2 separate regions of the Homo sapiens genome follow, and region 2 is linked to region 1. The links are chromatin contacts, found by Hi-C in ENCODE. All regions are on one chromosome and are shown on one strand. Each heading gives the region's core, a stretch centred on a gene start or an enhancer-like site at or near the end of the contact. The rest is flanking DNA. Distances are from core to core; before and after follow the strand shown. Region 1 holds the start of ATP1B1 (ATPase Na+/K+ transporting subunit beta 1). Region 2 has its middle 12 kb from the start of MIR557.

Region 1 (2,601 bases), core at 43-2,542:
TGCCCCAGGTCTGCAACATCTTGCCCTATGCGCTAGGTTTTCCCAAAGGTCCTTTGGCTCCAAGAATTTTACAGCAGAACAAAGGGATCGATACCCCCAAGGGGGCATAAAAGCATGCCAATGAGAATACCCGCCGCCGACCGGGCACCAAGAAAGTCCTCGGTGGCTGGGTCACGTGCAGATATTGTTGCCTGGGGTCTAGACTGGCCTGAGTCTCAATTGGTTTCTACGGGACAACTCACTGCGGGCTACCGCCCTGGGTGGGTTTGGCAATTGTCCTGCTCGAGGTGGTTCAGGCCGCCCACAAGGGGCACAGCCGGGCAGTCAGGAACCGGGGCTGCCGGCTGGGCTGGCCTGCAAAGAAGAGGGAAGGGCCGGAACTGCAACCGCAGTGGCGGGGAGTGCGAGGGGGCGGCAGGTGCAGGAGCGGGAGGCGGGGCGGAGCTGGGCAGAGTCCTCGCCAGTCCGGCGTCCCGGAGTGACCTTCCCCCACCCCGCCAGCGCCCAGGAGGGGTGGACCCACAGCCCAGGGAGGCCGAAAGCGCGGGCGGGCAGGCAGAGGCGTGGAGGCTGGGCCAGGACTGCCGGGCTGGGGTCCTCGAGGCTCCGGGCGACCCAGGTGCGGATCCCCCAGCCACGGAAGGGGCGGTTCACGCCCAGCCGGGAGCTGGGAGGGGGCTGCGCGGCGCTGCCTGCGCGTCCCTCACCGCCGCCCCCGCCTCCTCCTCGCCCCGCGCCCAACGCCCCGCGCCCAGCGATCCAAGCGGCCCCTCTAGCCCCGGCGGCTCCTTTGTGCCGGCCCCGAACCCGCCCTCTCGGGCCGAGTCCCTGCCCCTGGCGCCGGCGATTGGCCACCGGGCCGCTAGAGGGCGGGGCGCACGGCCGCCGGGGCGCGGTATATAGTAAAGGTAGGGCGGGCGCAGCCAATTCCTCGGCTCCTGGCGGGAGTGCCGGTGGCGCCCCGCAGTCCGCTTGTCCGTCCTTCCCTCTCTGACTCTCCTACCCCGGGCCTGTCTCTGCAGAGGTCAGGGGAGGCGGGGGCCCAGCACACGTCCCCAGTGGCAGCGGGAGCGGCAGCTACGGGTTCGCGGAGCCCCCGACCCCCCAAGGGCTAGAGGAGCGCTCGGCGGACCAAAGAAAGCCCGCGAGCGGCTGCGCGCCCACCAATAGGTGCGGGGCTCGGAGCCGCGCAGCCTGCGCCGTCCCTCCCTCCGCCCCCGCCCCGCCGCCGCCGCCGCCGCCGCCTCCCCCTCCTCCTGCTCCTGCCTTGGCTCCTCCGCCGCGCGTCTCGCACTCCGAGAGCCGCAGCGGCAGCGGCGCGTCCTGCCTGCAGAGAGCCAGGCCGGAGAAGCCGAGCGGCGCAGAGGACGCCAGGGCGCGCGCCGCAGCCACCCACCCTCCGGACCGCGGCAGCTGCTGACCCGCCATCGCCATGGCCCGCGGGAAAGCCAAGGAGGAGGGCAGCTGGAAGAAATTCATCTGGAACTCAGAGAAGAAGGAGTTTCTGGGCAGGACCGGTGGCAGTTGGTGTAAGTACGGGGTCCGCAGCTCCCGGCCGCCGCGTCTGATCTTTCCCGGGCGGCGCATCCCCTGCGCAGGGTCCGCGGCCGGTTCCGCACCCACCGCGCTGGCCGGGGTGGCGGGGGCGAGGGTGGTGGACGCTGCTGGGTCGCGCCGGCCTGGGCTTGCAGTCCTGTGCGGAATGCGGTGTCCCCAGAGTGGGGCGCAGGGTCGGGGCTGGAACACGACAGGCGGAAGGTTATGCATATCGTAGCGATCTTGGCTTGGTAATTTGCAGTCTTTCCTACCGTGCATCGGTTGAGCCTTTTACTCCTGGGAATAGTCAGGCTCTGCGAGACTACATTTGTCTCTCCCGTGTCCTGAGTCCTTAAAAAAAAAATGAGATCTGGGGTCTTGAGAGAACCTCGTGAGGTGATGGGATCTAATGCAGACGAGGTTGTGTGTTACAGCATCTTTCTTCTAGTCTAAATACGTATCTCAAAAGAGAGGAAAGAGAAGGGTGGAGAGGAATCCATCCACACTGTAGTATTTCACAGCGATGGCTAAGGATTTCCCTCCATGACCTCCCCTGGAGTCATCACCACCCAGAAATGGTTCAATAAGCTCCATTTCAGGACTCCGATTCTTAGCTTTGGCCCGAAACCTGGCAAAGTCTGGTTGTTTTCAAGGTCTACACAGACAGTTGTGGATCAGTCAGTAGGTTGGGTTGATTATGGTGAAGGGAATATAAACGCAGAGCAGCTGATCTTAAAATATTTTGTGCAGCCTGTTGCTTGGTTGGATAGACTTTTTTCCATCGAAAATTAGATTTCTTGTTTTCAGCCTCTCCGGAAAGGTGACTTTTTTTTTTTTAAAAAAAAGGTCATTTTGAAGGGCAGAGTTGTAGGCGAATCTATGAGTCGTGACTGCGTGAGGGAAGGAGGGAGGGAACTCCCCCTGCTGCATCACTGCCCCCTCCTCCTCCAACATCATCATCATCATCATCATCATCATGACCATCACCACCAACACCACTGGCACCACCACTGCAGTCATTCAGGGAGTCCTGAACAGAGGCCGATTGGTGTTCCTGCTTGGGAG
Region 2 (2,601 bases), core at 72-2,571, 740 kb before region 1:
GCACATGTTAGCACTAAATAACTCTGTGTACTTATTTTTAGGCAGCTTTTGAGAAGCAGTATAAGTTGGTGTATGATGCTAGGCTGTGGAGTCTGACTGCCTGGGTTCAAAGCCTAGTCCTGTTTCTTTCCTGTAACTTTAGGTACGTGTGTTAACCTCTCTGAACTCTATTTCCTCCTCTATGAAACAGGGGATAAGATAATAATTGTATCTACTTTGTAGGGTAGTGCAAGCACTAAATAAATTAATTCTTGCAAAGGACTTAGAAGAATTCCTCCCTAAGTACTCAGTAACCATAACTCAGGTGTTGACGAAGGGGCTGGTGGGTCCTTGATTGGGAGTGAGGTACAGTTTATCTCTGCTTTGGTTGGGATGTTGGACTGTCAAGATGCTCTGTAGTTTCTGAAGAGGGAAATGATCTTATAAAGTGACCAAGGTCATCACTGGGCAAGAAGTGCAACTGAGGAACTATTGAGTCCACTGACCTTATAAGGTGCCAGGTCAGACTCTTCTGGGTTTAAATAACAGAAATAGAATCTGGGGCTTGCAACTCCTTGGGAAGCTGAACAATCAGGCATGACAAGCATGCAGGAATTGTTACAGTAAGTAGCTAGTCAGGTGTGAGCAGGGCAGGAGGTGGATCTGCCTAATAATGTGGGGCAACCATCAGGTGATGATCAGGTGGTTTTCAACTGTCTCTCTAAAATAATAATTGGTCACAGCCAGTGCCAGGGAAAGGCAGTCTCCCTATAGATAGAAAAAACCTGAAACTGGTGATCAGTAGCTTCCTGATAAAATTTCAGGAGTTGGGCGAGTGAGCTCAAGCATGTGCATTAAGAGGCAAAATGGTGGAGTTTAACTTGTATATGACCTTCTGTGGGCATTGCACCGGAATGGGAAGAACGCCTCAAGTGAGCATGTGTAAAGACACTGACGTTCCCCTCCCAAGCACTAGCAGGCCATTACACATGCAGAAAACCCACCCCAAAGGAAGAAGCAGGGAGAAGGGATGCAAGACCCCAGAAGTATGCCAACATATAAAACTCCAAGCCAAAACATCAAATCCCACACTTGTCCTCCAAGACACTCGCTTAGCCCTCTTCCAAGTGTACTTTACTTTCTTTTCATTCCTGCTCTAAAGCTTTTTAATTAACTCTCACTCATGCTCTAAAATTTGCCTCAGTTTCTTCTTCTGCCTTATGTCCCTCAGTCAATTTTTTTCTTCTGAGGAGGCAAGAATTGAGGTTGCTTCAGACTTGTACACATTCGCTGCCGGTAACTCAGATACCCATCACTGAAAACAGAACCGGGTTGGCTCCTGTGGGTCATGAGGCAGGAAACCAAGGTGCTTTTTTTCATAACTCATAGCTTCATTGGACGACTACTCTCTAAGTCACTAGGTTGACTTATGGCTGAAAGAAATCTGTATCTGGCACCATCTGGTGTTTGAAGGAAAGGAAGTGCTGCTGTCAGCATTTGTTCCAACACTTCACCTTATCATGACACTAAGAAAACCTCAAGCTGGCAATGACATCCAAAGGGGTAGAAGCAGTTTTCTAAATGGTACTGGTATCCCTACTGGCATCTCTGGAAGAAAGAGTTCAGTTGGCTCCTGTAGTATGTAGGAGGCAGACTCTCTCTTACCAAGATTCACAAAAATGAGAAATTCTTCCAAATAGAATGTGGGTTTCTGTTATGGTTTGAATACGTCGCTTTCAAAATTCAAGTGGTGCCAATATGACAGTATTAGGCGATGGGAGCCTTTCAGAGGTGATTAGGCCATAAGGGCTCCTCTGTCATTCATGGGATCAAGGCACTTATTAAAGAGGCTTCTGCCAGCATTCAGTTGGCTTGCTAACCTGCTCTTCGGCTCTCTCTTGCCCTCCCACCTTCTGCCATGTGAGGTTGCAGCAAGAAGGTCCTCACCAGACCAAATACCAGGATTTTGATCTTGGACTTTCCAGTCTCCAGAACTGTGAGAAAATAAATTTCTGTTCTTTATAAATTACCAAGTCTCAGGTATTTAGTTTTAGCAGCACAAATGGACTAAGACAGTTAGTTGCTGGCCAGCTGGACAGTGTGGCAGAAGTCCCCTGTGTACTGCCCCACTTCCCCACCACATGAATGCTCATATTCCCATTGAGCTCCAGGTGTTGGGAGGACAGGCTTGCCCTGCAGATCTGGCTCATACTGTGGATTTGCGCTCAGTCCCCATTCAGCAGCTTCTCTTTTTGCTAGTTCTTCAACTCCCAGTTATGCTGGTTGGTGATATGTAATGTGTCACTTTGCTGGCACGAGATTATTTAGTTTTCATGGTAGCCTTAATAATCTTGTGACACCAATTACTGTTCTATAATGGTAAGAAAAATAATGGCTACCATGTTAAAAAATGTATCAGATACCAAGCATGGTACCTGGCTGTTTACATGTGATATTTCTTTTAATCTTCATTTCCTTGAGGAAGATATAATTTTTTCCATTTTGTAAGTGAGGAAACGGAGGTCAGTAATCATTAAGTAACTTTCCCAAGGTCCCAGAGCAAGGAAGAGTAGGAGCTTGGATTTCTAAGCCTTTGTCTGACTCCAGAGCCTGAGCTCTAAA

The links. Hi-C counts contacts between places; a loop is a spot of excess contacts on that map. Pooled maps may share reads with other maps.
Region 2: a pooled map shows a loop between it and region 1 (3-fold over the local background). The contact joins the enhancer-like site here to the promoter of ATP1B1 in region 1. A Hi-C loop is called at or near these places in 4 of 50 pooled maps.

The regions. Positions count from the first base shown.
Region 1 is chr1:169,105,398-169,107,998 of GRCh38, forward strand. ATP1B1 (ATPase Na+/K+ transporting subunit beta 1) reads left to right here and starts at 1,293. Exons shown (of 6, transcript NM_001677.4): 1 at 1,293-1,529. The coding sequence starts at 1,433. RefSeq lists enhancers at 1-283, 774-1,068, 857-1,429, 1,430-2,002 and a silencer at 341-1,260.
Region 2 is chr1:168,361,795-168,364,395 of GRCh38, forward strand. No RefSeq gene overlaps it. Among named protein-coding and RNA genes, the nearest start is that of MIR557, 12 kb to the right of the region's middle. Within about 2 kb of position 1,322, at least 2 of the 41 ENCODE cell types and tissues checked have a DNase peak (open chromatin) inside an H3K27ac peak, as active enhancers do.